3 separate regions of the Homo sapiens genome follow, and regions 1 and 3 are each linked to region 2. Evidence: read pairs that join two places in POLR2A ChIA-PET (ENCODE). Cell type or tissue: OCI-LY7. All regions are shown on one strand. Each heading gives the region's core, and the rest is flanking DNA. Links, peaks and the distances in the headings are about the cores only.

Evidence for each region. ChIA-PET counts read pairs that join two places held together with the same protein. Peaks named below come from ENCODE experiments on the same cell type or tissue, not always from the same donor. Only the 100,000 strongest peaks of a DNase experiment are listed, where the experiment ranks them.
Region 1: POLR2A ChIA-PET joins it to region 2 with 13 read pairs; 6 of 35 experiments call an interaction of 5 or more read pairs at or near these places.
Region 3: POLR2A ChIA-PET joins it to region 2 with 14 read pairs; 5 of 35 experiments call an interaction of 5 or more read pairs at or near these places.

Annotation. Positions count from the first base shown.
Region 1 is chr14:65,318,011-65,323,661 of GRCh38, forward strand. No RefSeq gene overlaps it. Among named protein-coding and RNA genes, the nearest start is that of MIR4708, 14 kb to the right of the region's middle. RefSeq lists enhancers at 967-1,186, 3,257-3,366, 3,587-3,676. In OCI-LY7, for the core only: no CTCF peak of the experiment used is centred there; DNase peaks (open chromatin) are centred at 1,750, 3,071 and 3,491; H3K4me3 peaks cover 2,610 bases; H3K27ac peaks cover 3,356 bases.
Region 2 is chr14:65,203,000-65,208,650 of GRCh38, forward strand. No RefSeq gene overlaps it. Among named protein-coding and RNA genes, the nearest start is that of LINC02324, 17 kb to the right of the region's middle. RefSeq lists enhancers at 2,033-2,142, 5,406-5,495. In OCI-LY7, for the core only: no CTCF peak of the experiment used is centred there; DNase peaks (open chromatin) are centred at 2,572, 3,192, 3,592 and 3,922; H3K4me3 peaks cover 3,330 bases; H3K27ac peaks cover 4,000 bases.
Region 3 is chr14:65,269,855-65,275,505 of GRCh38, forward strand. No RefSeq gene overlaps it. Among named protein-coding and RNA genes, the nearest start is that of LINC02324, 50 kb to the left of the region's middle. In OCI-LY7, for the core only: no CTCF peak of the experiment used is centred there; no DNase peak of the experiment used is centred there.

The DNA.
Region 1 (5,651 bases), core at 991-4,990, 120 kb after region 2:
CATTCACATTATCCAAGTCAAGTGCTAGCATCTTGCTTGTGGTTGACAAGAACGGACCCTCCATCATCAATGTGTGTGACCAGCTGAGAAAAGAAACAAGCCTTTTCTCATGAGATTTCCAGCCTAGTTGTGCGGGACCAGCAAGATCAGAACTCTCCAATGTTTTAAGAACCATGAAGCACAGCCTTTGACATTTCCTCCCAGGCATCCCCAAATTACTTCAAAGTGTTTGTTCACACCTGGCAGGCGGGCAGGAGAGGGAGCGAGAAAGCCATCTGTGGAGATTTGCAGCCCTCACTTTTATCGGCAAAGCCTCCCCCTCTGAAGACATGATGAATTCAGCTATTTTGGGAGCAGGGATTATAGATGTGACCCACCTGGCTCAGCTCTGAGTAACTGCCTAAAATTCTTGACAATAGCAAAAAGAAAGGAGAATGAAAGTTAAAAAAAAAAAAAAATCTCTCAGTATAGTTCACTAACCTGCCAAATGCTTGATTGGCTTCTTTTTAGGCCCACAGCTCATTTTCTTCCAGAAAACATCCCAGGAGAACAGCAAGGATATGGGATCTGGGGAGTCGGAGGTCTTGGTTCTGGTCCCGGTTCTGCCATATATTAGCAGTGTGACCTTGGGCAAGTCATTCATCTGGCAAACATTTATTGAGGGCTTTATCCATGAGAATCATGGAAATGAAAGGTACAGTTTCTGCCTTCTGTGAGTGCACAGAAAATTGAGTAGAAAAAGATATTAGTAAGTAACTGTATCACAGTGTGATGAGCACTAAGACAGAGGTCCCATGAGAGAAGCCTAGAGGAGGGGTACCTAGCTCAGCCTGAAGGTGTGGTCAGGAAGTCTCCTAACCTCTCTGAGTTTCAGTTCCTCAGCTGTAAAATAGGGAGCTTTTATATATTTGTGAAGGGAACTGATAGAATGAAATGTACTTCATCTCCCAAATGAAGCCCCTTCAGTGACTCACACCTGTTTCTGTTTGTGAAAAGAAAGCTCATCACTGATCCCTACTATCCCTCCACTCAGGACTCTTTTTTTTTTTTTTTCTTGAGACAGGGTCTCACTCTGTCACCCAGGCTGGAGTGCAGCGGCATGATCTTGACTCACCACAACCTCCGCCTCCCAAGCTCAAGCAATTCTCGAGCCTCAGCCTCCCAAGTAGCTGGGATTACAGGCATGCGCCACCACTGCCTGGCTAATTTTTGTATTTTTAGTAGAGACCGGGTTTCACCATATTGGCCAGGTTTGTCTTGAACTCTTGACCTCAAATGATTCACCTCCTTTGGCCTTCCAAAGTGCTGGGATTACAGGTGTGAGCCACCGTGCCTGGCCACACTCAGGACTCTTTTGAGAAAAGGTTCTTGCCTCTCCCTGCTCCTACTTCAGTTTCCCCCCCACAGACCATGTACTTTCTTGGCTACCCATATGATCCATATGTATTAAATACTTTCCACGTAAATGTGCTAATGTGCTACACTGAGAGAGATGAGATTTACTGTACTGGGAGAGGAGGGAGCTGCTGGGCAAAAGGGATTAAAACTCAACTGGGGCAAAACAAAGAACAAGGAGGAGAGGTGAGATTCGACAGGAGGACCAGGAAAGCTGAAGGCAAATGAGACCAGCTCCTGGGAGAATCCTGACCTGTGCCCAGACAGGAACATAGGAAATACCTTGACAGATCCAGAAGTTCAGGACTGTTTGCCACTACATGAGGAAGAAGAAAAGCCAGCAGAACTGTTTCTTTTTAGTAGCCAGATTCGTTTAGCAAAAGCTCTGTCTTCTTAAGGGAACAAAATCAAAATGAAATTAAGAAGAGAACACAGACTTCTTGGATAATTAGGAAGATGATACCACTGCTTGCAAAGGCATATGCTTTCCTTCAAAGGCAAATCAAAAAGTGCATTTTTCATTCATTAATGCCTGCAGGCACTCATTCACTTAGTGCTGGGCACTGAATGGAATACAAAATTGTGCAAGACTCAGCTCTTGCCTTCAATTTTATCCTAGTAAGCTTTTCAATATAATTGTTTTAAATTTTTTTTTGTAGAGATGGGGATCTTGCTATATTGCCCAGGCTGGTCTCGGACTCTTGGGCTCAAATGATTCTCCTGCCTTGGCCTTCTGAAGTGCTGGTATTACAGGCATGAGCCACCATGCCTGGCCCTAGCAAACATTTATTGAGCATCTCTCTGTGTCAGACACTGGGCTCCATCCCAGGATTTAAAACTAAATAGCTGGGCGTGGTGGCTCATGCCTGTAATCCCAGCACTTTGGGAGGCCAAAGTGGGTGGATCACCTGAGGTCAGAAGTTTGAGACCAGCCTGGTCAACATGATGAAACCTTCTCTGTACTAAAAATACAAAAATTAGCTGGGCATGGAGGTGCATGCCTGTAATCCCAGCTACTCAGGAGGCTGAGGCAGGAGAATCACTTGAACCTAGGAGGTGGAGGTTGCAGTGAACTGAGATTGCCTGGGCAATAGAGTGAGACTCTGAAAGAAAGAGAGAGAGAGAAAGAGAAAGAAAGAGAGAAAGAAAGAAAGAAAAAGGAAGGAGAAAAAAATAGAGCACAATTTCTTACCTTAAGGAGAAAATCTGGTGGATTTGCTAATAAAATGTCTTCACACTTCTAATATTCTAAACATTGACTTGAACAGATATTATTCTTGCCTGTGATTCTGTCAGTTTTCTGGCCCTTGTTGGAAGAATAAATCCTCTGAATTTATTCTAGAGGCCTGGCAGTTCAGCTCTGAGCTCACAGTAGTTGTGACTGAGAGAAAAAATGGTCTGTTTCCCTATCTCTCCCCTACAGGTCTAAAAATGTACCTGGCTGGATCAGGAACATCCACTTTTTTCTCCAAATGAGAGGTTACACAAAGTGAGTCATTTTTCTAGCTTTTTAAAAAGCTTGATTCAACCTTCCAATTTCCCACCTTTCTCTTCCACCTGCCTTGTTTAATAATTAGGCTGTTTAATAAATGCATTTGATGAGGAGGAGCGGGAGGAGGATGGTGATTGTTAGGCCTTACAAGTCCCTGGGGAATGTAACAGCGTCCTCAGCCAGAGTCACTATGTTCTGGGTTGTCCCCTGAGCATCTTGCTGAGTGAAAAGGCCAGAGGCCCTTCCTGCTTTAGGGTGCAGGTTTGACTGACCTTGGGTCATTCTTTCCCTAAGTGCCCTGCCAAGAAACCAGGTTTGGTTCTTATCTCTTAACTTCCTTTTTGTTCTGCTCCTAGTTTAGCTTACATTTTTCTTACTTGGAGCTTTTACTAACAGCAGATGACCACTACTTTTCAAGTACCTGCTGGGCTTGGAAGGTAGAGAGCAAACTAGACTGGGTGAGGTGAGAAAAATCATCCAGGCCAGCTTGTGACAATGCAGAAGGGTCAGGAGGCCTCACTGGTGAAGCACATTTCAGTAGGCAGGCACGCAAGGCATGGACTTCAGGAAAGGAAGTGGTGGGAACCTACCCACAGATGAGAGAGAAACAGAGACAGCAGGACAGGGAGAGGTCGAGCTGGAGACAGACAGACACACATGTACGGGGGCCAGTGGGGAGGAGAGGAGAGAGACTATGTTCACAGTGACAGGCTACATAGCCTGGGGGTAAAAGGAGTCACAGAGATATGGGTTCATATTTCAGCTCCACCATTTACTAGCTCTATGTGACTTGCATATTACTAAGCAAGTCACTTAGCCTTCTCTAGCTTCTGTTTCCTCATCTATAAAATAGAGCTAATAATACCTATCTTGCACAGTCATTGTGAGAACTAGTGATAAAATATGCCAAGTCACTTGCACACAATAGGCCCTCAATTAATGGCAGCTGTAGTTATTTTTGGAGTACTTTTTATGTTCTAAGTACTAGCTAAGTTTGGGGGATATGGGTAGAAAGTGTGGTGTGACAAATAGGAATATCCAATGAATGGTCCTAAGAGCTCCTTTTGGGTTTGCCTGGCAATGGGCTACCTTACTGTTTCCCCAAGAGGAGAGGCTGGCTGTGCCCAACTTCAACTTCCTATGGTACCAGGAGATCTGAAGACACTAGCTGGGCATTTCATAGCACTTCCTTAAGCCTTGGGCCCCTATGCTCATGCTGATCAGTGTCTGAACCCTGAAATACTTTCCCACCACAGCAAAGTCCCTCTCAAGTTGACCTATGAAAAGGAAGAGGTACCAGGGGTCCCTCCTCAGATGATTGATGGTGCATCCAGCTGCACCCCAAAAAGCCCAACTGTCTACAGGATCCAGGGAGAGAAGAGGACCTGGATACCTGCACCTTTCTTGAGTTTTACCTGCCAACACCAATTAGCTTTTGTCTTAAATATATCTTATGGCTAGGTGCAGTGGCTCACACTTGTAATCCCAGTGCTTTGAGAGGCCAAGGCAGGAGGATTACTTGAGGCCAGGAGTTCAAGACCAACCTGGGAAATATAGCAAGACCCCACCTCTACAAAAAAAAAAAATTAAAAACTAGCTGGGTGTGGTGGTGTGTGCCTCTAGTCCCAGCTACCCAGAAAGCTGAGGTGGAAGGATCACTTGAGCCCAGGAGCTCAAGGCTGCAGTGAGCCATGATCAAGCCACTGCACTCCAGCCTGGGTGACAGAGCAAGACCCTCTGTCTTTTCAGTTATCAAATAAACTAATATTTCTTTGTAAGACCATATTGAAGGGTTTCCCTGACTGAGACATGTTCTGGAGAACTTCAGTACCACCACTATTTACTGATGGCTCACAATCAGAACATCATGATAAGGTTTGTGTGCAACTGGATCAATTAAGACCATCGATCTGAGTGCACTTTACAAACTCTAGGGTGCTGTACTAATGTTAGCCAACAAAACGTCTTATGTCGGCCGGGTGTAGTGGCTCACACCTGTAATCCCAGCACTTTGGGGACCGAGGCGGGATGATCACGAGGTCAGGAGTTCGAGACCAGCCTGACCAACATGGCGAAACCCCGTCTCTACTAAAAATACAAAATTAGCCGGGCGCGGTGGTGCATGCCTGTAATCCCAGCTACTCCGGAGGCTGAGGCAGGAGACTCGCTTGATCCCGGAAGGCGGAGGTTGCAGTGAGCCGAGATCACGCCACTGTACTCCAGCCTGGGCAATAGAGCCAGACTGCGTCTCAAAAAAAAAAAAAAAATGTCTAATGTAGTATGAAGACTACATTTATATAGAAGTAGGTTGAATGGTTCTCGCAGTGTTTTTGCTCAATACCTAGGGAGATATTTTGTACTCTGGAGTAGGGGAACAGTAAACGCTGAGGCTGATATCGTAGGTTGCTGTGTCTGCTGTCAAGTGTCCACCATGGAAGGAGCCTTTATAAAGCCTCAGTGTCCTTTTGCCTCTGAGTGCCTCTGGCCTCTAGCAACCTGTCTCCCAAACCACTCAGGTGATTAATCTGAGGTTTCCTAACCACGTGGATTTCAACAAACCACCAGATCCTACCTGCGATGGGAGCAAAAATTCCTCCCAGTTTCTCCCTAGGCATCCGGGGTCTGAGTGCAGCTCTCCCTGCCACATAAGGAGGGTTGACTTGGTGGAGAATATGGGAACAAGTATAGCATCTTCTTTGTTCCTTAAAACACCCTCAACTTAACATTTTACTTCTGTCTGCTTCAGCTGACAGCTTGAGAAAAA
Region 2 (5,651 bases), core at 710-4,709:
GAATAAAAGCTGGCCACCCCAGCCAGCAGCGGCAACCAGCTCAGGTGTCCTTCCATGCTGTAGAAGCTTTGTTCTTTCGCTCTTCACAATAAATCTTTTTGCTTCTCATTCTTTGGGTCCGCACTACTTTTATGAGCTGTAACACTCACTGCGGAGGTCTGCGGCTTCACTCCTGAAGTCAACAAGACCATGAACCCACTGGGAGGGAGGAACAAACAACTCCTGACACGCTGCCTTTAAGAGCTGTAACACTCACTGCGAAGGTCTGCAGCTTCACTCCTGAAGTCAGCGAGACCATAAACCCACCGGAAGGAAGAAATTCTGGACACATCTGAACATCTGAAGGAAAAAACTCCGGACACACCATCTTTAAGAACTATAATAATCACCGCGAGGGTCTGTGGCTTCATTCTTGAAGTCAGTGAGACCAAGAACCCACCGGAAGTAATAAATTCTGGACACAATATTTCTACTTACTCTGTTTTGTCTTAGCGCCTTAATTATACGTATGGGGCTTGTCTTACATTCTTGGTCTGTCTGTTCAGTCCTGCTTTGGATACACTTATGGCTCATGGGGTTTGCTATTTGTCTTCTGAGGGAGTGACAATGCCCCACTTAGAGCATCTCATCCCTAAGCCACTGGCTGCTCACTCTGGTATCATGTGCATATATGAAAGTGTCCAAGGCCAGATCCTGGTCTGAGACATCTCCCCAGGGGGTTCACACGTTTTGTTGCTACTGCTGTGGTTGTTGGTTCCTGGAATCCCTGTTTCCCTCTATGGTCTCTCCAGCATGGATTTGGGAGAGGGAGCCGGCCACCCTGCTTACTGCCAACTTGGCAAGGACTGGGAGTGTTTTTCTGGCTCATTTCTGTTTCTTGTGTAACCTATCCGTGCTGCATTTTCTTTTTCTTTTCTGTTTTTTCAAGACGGAGTCTTGTTCTGTTGCCCAGGCTGGAGTGCAGTAACACGACCTCGGCTAACTGCAATCTCTGTCTCCCCGGTTCAGGTGATTCTCCTGCCTCAGCCTCCCAAGTAACTGGGACTACAGGCATGCGCCACCACGCCTGGCCAATTTTTTGTATTTTTAAGAGATAGGGTTTCACCATGTTAGCCAGGCTGGTCTCGAACTCCTGACCTCATGTGATCCACCTGCGTCGACCTCCCAAAGTGCTGGGATTACAGGTGTGAGCCACTGTGCCCAGCCATTTTCTCTTACTTGTAGATGGATGAAGCCTATGTTACTATAATTTGCTGAGTATGTGTATTTCTCCATTTTTATTGGTCCATTTCAATTCATTTGCAAAGGGCCAATCAACTGCTACTGTGTTTAATTCCAGAATCCTGCTAGTGGAGGTTTATAAACAAGGTATCTGTGAGGAGATGGGGATCTGAAGGGTGCCCTGCAGGGAAGCTTACTCGAGCCCTGGTTGGTACCTTGGTGACCCCAAGCCCCATGCAAATCATAATGTTGGCTTTTCTGGTGTGGCTACTCCCCACCCTAAGTCACACTGTTACTATCTGGCCAGCCTAAGACCCCCAGGCAAACAAAGATGACCTCCCGGGGGCCAAGGGTAAAGACTAGACCTCTTTGAGGGGCAAGGTTCAATTCTTTACTGCACAGGTAGGGAGACTTAGGCTGCAGCCCGGCTCTGAGAAAGGTTCAGCTGGGTGGAGGAGGAGTCTCTGGGCCAAAGCTGCCCTTTGGAGGAGTCCTGGATCTTGCAGAAATGGCCTGCTTAGTGCCCACCCCCTGCACCCCTGCTCAGCACTGGCTGGGAGTAAGCCTGGGGACTGTGGCTTCAGTGTGAATGTGGGGGTGGGGTGGATGCAGAGCAGTAGCATGTGGGGTATCCAGCCAGGCCTGCTCCACAGAGCAGGAGAGCAGAGCTGGGAAGGGACAGTGGGGATGTGATCTGTTAGCCTTCTGGCTGCAGCGCAGTGCAGACCTCCCTTGCCTGATATGACTGGGTCTCCACCTCTTCCACCCCAGTCTCCTGACTCCTGCAAAAAAAGAAAAGGGGGTGTGCAGGGCTGCCAAACACAGCCATGTCAGGGTGGGCCGGTCCCTGCATTGTGCGCCCACCTGCTGCTGCTGTGTTGTAGGGGAAACCGACCAAAGCACGTAGAGTTAGAACAAAACAAGAACATGGGCTGTGGAGACAGGCTGGCTTCCATGTGCCAGTCTCTCCTGCAGCTTCTGCTCTGGCTGCTGCTCTCTCAGGATCCCGTGCAGCTTTGCCTCGGCCTCACACAGGAGAGTTCTCACACGTAAGGTGGGCCTAGGGGCTGCGGCTCAGAGTCTCCTGTATTGGGATCATTACACATGTCCAGAGTGACAGCTGAGAGGAAAGGGTCCTTGCTTGTGTGCTCAGGAGATGGCTAGGGAGGAGCCACCCCAGGGGAGTTGCCACAGCCAGAATTGCTCTGCTAGGCCCTTCCCTGAAGAGACTTCAATTCTTTTATAGATTTCTCCTTCTTAAACCCAACAAGCTGTTTGGGCAAGAAACCAGGTGAAAGAAACTGAGATTATAGGGGAAGTGTGAAGTGTAGACCAATCATGTGGAACAAGGAAGGGGCGTGACTCAAAAACATAACGTGTGTGTGTGTGTGTGTGTGTGTGTGTGTGTGTGTGCGCGTGCTGACTGGCAGAGCTGGGCCTGCTCTTTATTTGGGAGCCTGCTTGCTACTTTCACCTGTGTTTTCAGCTTGTCTTAGTGCTTTTCTCTCTCATAGTCCAATCCCAGCCCAGCAGATGGTTCACTATGCTTTTAATTGAAGAATGAGGAGGAATCTTTGCACACTTAAAAAACATCCATGGCTGGGTACAGGGGCTAATGCCTGTAGTCCCAGAACTGGGAGGCCATGGCAGGAGGGCACTTGAGCCCAGGAATTCGAGGCTGTAGTGGGCTGCGATCACTGCACTCCAGCCCGGGCGAGAGAGTGAAACTCTATCTCAAAAAAACAAAACAAGATACCATCCAATCCTGGGCCAAGCCCCCACCAACACTGATCCTAAAGGAAAGAAAGCATGGCTGCAGCAGGCACAACAGGACACAGCCCCACCCTTGGAACATCGTGCTCCTGGGGACAAGACACTGGATGCGGAAGCTGGCATCCTAGAACTGACTTTTTCGTTGAGTATTATTACTGTGTTTCCTGGATTCTAAAACACTATTGATTGCAAGATGCACCATTATTCTTTTCTTTCAAATCTAGATCTGCAAACGCCATCATTTTAATAACTGCTTTTAGGCGGAGGAAAAGAAACACAACCACATCAAACGCATGCATCAACTGAAACACCCATCCTGATTTCGGGACCCTGAAAATAAGAAAAATACAGCGCATCTTAAAACTGAAATGGGAAAAAAAAAAAGGAGAACTTATAAAAACTAAATACAGAGGAGACTTTTTCTAATTCTGGAAATGAGATGCAAAACCAATACCCACATTTTGGAATCATAGTATGAGTAGGCTTTTTACCATGTATCACTGCTATTCCTTTTTTTTTTTTTTTGAGAGGAAGAAGGCGTGAGTTGACCTGGTATTACTCACCCAAAAGTGAGGCATTGGGGATATTTATATTCAGCAAGCAGTGCAGGGTTTAAACTGGTGAGTAGATATTTGCATCTTCTAACCACAAAAGTAAAATAAGAGAACTAACTGAAATTTCAGTTTTAGAATGATGATAGCTAATACTTGTGGAGCTCCTTTTTCTCCAGGCACTGCTCTAGGTCCTTTGAATGTATTAACTCATTTAACCCCATGAAAATCCTATGAGAAGGTGCAATGAACAGCTCTAGTCATAGGGATGGGAACAAGGAATCATAGAGATATTAAGCAGTGTGCTCAGGGTCCCATTGCTAGTGTATAGACTTGCACAAGGATAGTATGGCCCTATAGCCCCTCCTCTTAACTGCACTATACGGCCTCTACTAAAGCGTAAGTGAGGGAAATAGACCAAACAAAACTGAGAGTTTGTGGGTGGAGGAAATGCTGAGTTGGGCTAAAGGCAGGAGTATGCTGGTAAAGTGGCTCTTTTCTCCCACCCCAAATGCCCTAGTTCATAACATTTGCCAATTTCCTTGGTGTAAATACTTCCAACAGTGGCCGATTTCAAGACACCAACCTGCTGTTAAAATTCTGAGTGTTTAACAATTGCCTCTCTGGAGCCAGTATAAGCTGGCCCTAGCACGCCACTGGCTGAAAGTAATTGTCCAAATTAATATGCAGCGGTTTAGCCAGGAACGTTTTTTGTGTCATGTTAAATTAAGCCAACTGTGGGTGCGACTCTGCATGTGTGTTCAGGGCTTGGAAATTGTTTCTCCCCTTCTGCTTCTGTAACCACCCAAGGGGTTCACCTTGCCCGCTGCCTAGACAGAGCCGATTTATCAAGACAGGGGAATTGCAATGGAGAAAGAGTAATTCGCTCAGAGCTGGCTGTGTGGGAGACCTGAGTTTTATTACTCAAATCAGTCTCCCCAAGCATTCGGGGAGCAGAGTTGATGTTTGTTTTTTGTTTTGTTTTTTTTTTTAGACGGAGTCTTGCTCTGTCGCCAGGCTGGAATGCAGTGGAGCGTCCTCGGCTCACTGCAATCTCTGCCTCCCAGGTTTAAGCAATTCCCCTGCCTCAGCCTCCTGAGTAGCTAAGACTACAGGTGCGCACCACCACACCCAGCTATTTTTTTTTTTTTTTGTATTTTAGTAGAGACGGGGTTTCACCATGTTGGCCAGCATGGTCTCCATCTCCTGACCTCGTGATCCGCCCACCTCGGCCTCCCAAAGTGCTGGGATTACAGGCATGAGCCACCACACCCAAGAAGCAGAATTTTTAAGAACAACTTGGTGGGTTGGGGCTGGGCACAGTGGCTCATGGCTGTAATCCCAGCACTTTGGGAGGCTGAGGCAGGCAGATCATGAGCTCAGGAGTCGGAGACCAGCCTGACCAACATAGTGAAACTCCATCTCTACTAAAAATACAAAAATTAGCTGGGCATGGTGGCGTGCGCCTGTAATCCCAGCTACTCAGGAGGCTGAGGCAGGAGAATCACTTGAACCTGCGGGGGCAGAGTTTGCAGTTAGCCGAGATCGCCCCACTGCACTCCAGCCTGGGTGACAGAGGGAGACTCCGTCTCAAAAAAAAAAAAAAAAAAAAAAAAAGAACAACTTGGTGGGTTGGGGGTGGGGAGCCGGTGAGCTGGGAGTGCAGGTTGGTCAGGGATGAAATCATAGGGGGTTGAAGCTGTCTGCACCGAGTTAGTTCCTGGGTAGGAGCCACAAGATCACATGATTCAGTTTATCAGTCTGGGTGGTGCCAACTGATCCATCAAGTGCAGAGTCTACAAAATAGCTCAAACACTAATCTTAGGAGCAGTTTAGTGAGGGTCAGAATCTTGTAGCCTCCAGCAGCATGACTCCTACAACCATAATTTCTAGTCTTGTGGCTGTTAGTCCTACAAAGGCAATCTAGTCCCTAGGCAAAAAGGAGGTCTGCTTTGGGAAAGGGCTGTTACCGTCATCTTTGTTTTAAACTATAAACTACATTTCTCCCAGTTAGTTCAGCCTACGCCCAGGAATGAACAAGGACAGTTTGGAGGTTAGAAGCAAGATGGAGACAGATAAGTTAGATCTTTCTCACTGTCTCAGTCA
Region 3 (5,651 bases), core at 991-4,990, 67 kb after region 2:
CTATGTATTTCCTCTTGGACTGTGGCACCCCTTCCTTCACTCTTCCCTAGATCCGTTGGCATTTGTCAGGCATCTAACAAAAATGGGCTTGGCAACTGCAAATACACAGGTGAGTGATATCATCAACTCCCTGCCTGTGTGGCTTTACAGTTCAGCTGGGTTAGCTACTAAAAAAAATGATTCAAAAAAACATAGTCCCTTCCTTCCAAGCAGAGAGGTCCCTAAAGGGTCACAACCAGTAAATCTCTTTCAGTCTCCAGAAAATGACTTAAAAGATTGTAGGTTGGGTGTGGTGGCTTATGCCTGTAATCCCAGCACTTTGGGAGGCTGAAGTGGGAGGATCAGTTGAGTCCAGATGTTTGAGACCAGCCTGGGCAGTAGTGAGACCTCATCTCTACAGAAAAATTAGCTGGGCCCCCATGGTGGCATGCGCCAAGAGGCTGAGGCAGGAGGATTGTTTGAGCCCAGGAGGCAGAGGTTGCAGTGAGCCGTGATTATTCCACTAAACTCCAACCTGGGCAACAGAGTGAGACTCTGTCCCCCCTGCTCTCCAGAAAAAGATTGCAGTTTAAAACTTTTATGAACTGAAGTAAAACTCCTTCCTATCTCCCCATATGCACCCATTCAAATGAATCAGAAATATGAATTTTAGATCTTCCTTTAATGACCTGAGTAGTGAAAAACAAGAAAAAGCATTGTTTACACATGAGTTGATAAACCACTTGGGGATAAGAAACAAGATGTGTACTCTACAGCCCCGTGCATTCTTTGCATGAAGCAGATACTCGATATATATTCACTGATTGGATCTGAATCTCCAAGAGGAAAGATAATTTAACCAAAACCACTACCGTCCTTAAAAAATGTCATCACTGTGTCAGACTGTGGAAGGAGGTGAGGCCTGATTTCTCCAGAAAGCAACCCAGGTGACAAAAGGGAAGACGGCACTCCTCTTTCTTCAAGGGCATCTAGAAGTCTTTGTTCTTTTTTAAGTAATGAACTGGAGACAAGGGTCTGACAATGAGTTTCACCTGCTCTTCCTGCTGCCATTCCAAGGCATGCACTTGAGTAGCCAATAGCTGAGGTGTAATGGCTTTGTAGCCTACTCTCCATCAGTAGTAACCCAGGGTAACCCAGGGCTGCCTCTGAAACTGCCAGACTCAGAGTTAAAATCCAATCAATTCAACAGATATTTATTGTGTTATTCATAATAACATATCACAGTTGTTGTTATTCAACAGATATTTAATGTGTTGCAGAAGAGTGCTAGTTTAGATTATAATTAGAGAAGAACCCAGGAATCTGGTGAGGTAGCTTGGAATAAGATTAGCTTTTAAATGTTGAAGATTTCTCTCTAAGACCTAGGCATGGGGTCCCAAAATAATCAGCAGAACCTAAGCTGCTAGATGAGAAAATATATGTCTAAAAAGGTGGGATGCTCACCATTCCACACTGGCTATTTGATGATTAGTGTGATCTGAACATGGACAGTGTTCCCTTGGTCAGTGATAGTTTTAGGTATAGGTATGTGACCCAATGCTGGTCAATAAGAAACAAAAAGAACCAATGCAGGAAGGCAGGGAGGGGACAGCAAAAGAGAAGTTTTCCAAGAAAGGTTAATACTGATAAAATGCTCCTCCATCACTGTTATATTTCAGATAATAGCCACCACTTGAACACTCTAAGAAGAAAAGAATTTAATTCAGGAAATTAGGTGCTTAAAAATTCACTGGTAGGCTAAAGGAGCAGGTCCTAGGCTATGTTGCCAGCAATAACCAGCAGAACATTGCAGAAATGTCTGCTAAAGAAGCTGCTACCTGTGTCCCCGTCAAGAAGGTGAAGGGACCAGGAAGCCACCACAGTAGGTGTGGCTCCAGAATGACACCTGTGGAAGTCCAGTGCCCCTGTGCCCATATTTGCAAGGAAACAGCAGACAACACAGACCACAGCCTCCTTCCAAATCTCAAGCAGGTACAAGTGATATGCATTCTTCAGTGTGAAGAATCCTACCCACTAGTCTATTAATGGAACACTCCTGCCCCTGTTCCCTCCCACCCCTCACTCCGTCCCAGGAGAGGTAAGTGAGGTATCTGACTGGCAAGTGTAGAAGAAGAAACTTGACATGCATGGACCAATCCCCTCCTCTTCTCTTTTCTGCCCACAGGGAGTATGCTTTCTGCCCTGTACAGACGTTTCCCCTGCAGGAGATGAATATTTGGAGCTACCCATGACTGGGTGGGAAAATGATATTGGGGTTTAGTATTAGGAAGCTCACTTGTCTACAGATAATGCTAATATCAGAGTTACCAGAAATAAAGATAATATTTTGATCACCATATGCCAACTCCTCCTGCCCCCACCCTTCTTTCTCTACTGATTCAAGAATCTGGTGAAGAAACTAGGGCTAGAGAAATGGAATCAAACTTTCCCGTGCTGCTAGATAACACCAGGCACTTGGTCTGTCATGAGGCCTCCTGCTTTATTTTATTGAGACGGAGTTTTGCTCTTGCTGCCCAGGCTGGAGTGCAATGGCACGATCACAGCTCACCGCAACCTCCACCTCCCAGGTTCAAGCGATTCTCTTGCCTCAGCCTCCCAAGTAGCTGGGGCTACAGGCATGTGCCACCATGCCCGGCTAATTTTGTATTTTTAGTAGAGACAGGGTTTCACCATGTTGGTCAGGCTGATCTTGAACTCCCGACCTCAGGTGATCCACCCGCCTTGGCCTCCCAAAGTGCTGGGATTACAGGCGTGAGCCACTGCACCCTGCCTACTACTTTATAACTCTCACAGTTTTCACAGTATTTCACACCTGTATCTCATATGATCCTCTCAACAACCTGTTCACAGAGGCATAATGGGCATTATTAGCTGAGGAGCTAATGCTGCAACTCTTAATGTTCATAACCTGTTCCATATCATGATACACATAGGAAACGGAAAAAAACATTTATGTGCACACACACACACACACACACACACACATATCACACTATGGAAAAAGTATGAGGCTGCTGGCACCAGAGGTAATTAACCCAGAGGTTCTAGCTGCCCTAGGCCTTGCATTGAGAGGATCAATATCTTATCATACCTGTAACCCACTCCCTGGCCACCAGTTAGGAAGTTCTGGCTTGGAGAAGTGTGCTAATTAGTTCAAGGCCACAAGGTTAATATATTAGTAGTTGATCCTTGAATAACACAGGGACAAGGGCACCAACTCCTGTGCAGTAAGAACTTCACATGTAACTTTTAACTCCCCCAAAACTTAACTACTAATGGCCTACTGTTGACTGGAAACCTTACCAATATTATAAACAACCAACTAACACATATTTTGTATGTCTTATATACTTATATACAATAAAGTATATATGCTTATATACAATAAAGCTTACTTATATACAATAAAGTAAGCTAGAGGAAAGAAAATGTTATTAATTATAGGCCTTGCATGGTGGCTCACACCTGTAATCCTAGCACTTTGGGAGGCCAAGGCAGGAGAATCACTTGAGTCTAGCAGTTTGAGGCCAGCCTGGGCAACACAGTGAGTCTCCATCTCTACAAAATAAAAAATAATTGACTGGGCACGGTGGCCCAACACTTTGGGAGGCTGAGGTGGGCAGATCACCTGAGGTCAGGAGTTTGAGACCAGCCTGGCCAACATGGTGAAACCCCGTCTCTACTGAAAATATGAAAATTAGCCAGACATGGTGGTGGGCGCCTATAATCCCAGCTACACGGAAGGCTGAAGCAGGAGAATTGCTTGAACCTGGGAGGCAGAGGTTGCAGTGAGCCGAGATAATGCCACTGCACTCTAGCCTGGGTGACAGAATGAGACTCTATCTCAAAAAAAAGAAAAAATTAAAAAAATAAATAAATAATTAGCTGGGTGTGGTGTTGTGCACCTATAGTTCCAGCTACTCCAGAGGCTGAGACAGAAGGATCACTTGAGCCCAGGAGTTCAAGGCTGCAGTGAGCTATGATTGTGTCACTGCACTCCAGCCTGCATGACAGAGCAAGACTCTGTCAAGAAAGAAAGGAAGGAGGGAAGGAAGGAAAAAGCGAAGGAAGGAAGGAAGGAAAATGAGGGAAGGAAGGAAGGAAAAGGAAGGAAGAAGGGAAGGAAGGAGAAAGAGAAAATATATTTATATTCATTACATGGAAGTGGATCATCACTTCCACTTCATCCTTATCATGTTCATGTTAAGTAGGCAGACTGAGAAGGAGGAGGAGGAAGAGGAGGGTTTGGTCTTCTTGTCTCTGGGGTGGCAGAGGCAAAAGAAAATTCACGTATAAGTGGACTGTGTAGTTCAAACCTGTGTTGTTCAAGGGCTAATTGTATATAGAAATTTGAGCTCAGATCCTCTAAGTCCAAATCCAAAGAATCTCAAACACAATCTGAAGTGGAAGAGGCATTTGTTACCTGCACACATCCCCACTATAGCTTACCGTAGGGTCAGAGAAGGTTCAAAGGGATGGCCTTTCCTTCTGGACCAATCTCTATCTAGAGATGCAACCTGCCTCCTATCAGGTCTCTTCCTTTCTGAGCCAGAGCAGGTTTTTCTAGTTACCTTCTGGAGAGGGGAGATCAGAGGAGTCTGCATTAAGTATCATGATCTGGGTAGTCCTCTGCTGATCTGGAAATCCACCATGGGGTGGGCAGTGCCTATTAGATAACCAAAATGCTGTCCCCACTTCTGAATACAAGCTAAGCCCCCCTGTCCAATGTGGTCAGGACAGTAGATATTTCACTAACTAAAAATATCTGCAAGGGAAACCAGGGAAAATGGTAAAAGCATACCTTAAACTTTCAATTTTAACTTAAAGCACATAAAGGTAAGTTTCGTTATCATTTTCTTTAAGGGTAGGATCAAGGCATTTTCTTGGAGCAGGTATCTATTAATTGAAGTTCTGCTTTATCTTTCTTGCATTCCCTGTATCTACAGTTTATTTATTTATTTTTTTGAGACAGAGTCTCGCTCTTTCGCCAGGTTGGAGTGCAGTGGTGTGATCTCAGCACACTGCAACCTCCACCTCCCAGGTTCAAGCAATTCTCCTGCCTCAGCCTCCCGAGTAGCTGGGATTACAGGAGTGTGCCATCATGCCCAGCTAATTTTTGTATTTTTAGTAGAGACGGAGTTTCACCATGTTGGCCAGGCTCGTCTTGATCTCTCGATCTCATGACCCGCCCACCTCGGCCTCCCAAAGTGTTGGGATTACAGGCGTGAGCCACTGCGCCCAACCTACAGTTTGTTTATTCTACAAATATGTGTTGTGTTCCTACTATGTGCCAGACATAATTTAGGTGATAAGGACACAGCAGTAAACAACACAAAGTCTCTGCACTCACAGAGCTTACTTTTCTATTGGAATCTACCATACATTCCAGTTTGGGTTTCTTTAGAGTAGAAGGAGAACTGAAACACACAAGGCAATCCGAGCCTTACTCTACATTACCGAGAATTACCCTAAAATATTTATGATTTTTTTGCTAGTCTTCACCACATGTCTTTCCCACACTAATTCAACAGCAATTTTTGTGTGTAACTTCTTTTTATCAAATCTTTCCAAAGCATACAACTCTAGTTTTCATAGGAACAAGAACTTATTTTTGCACTCACATTTCATTGGTTTTCATGATAATTAAATTG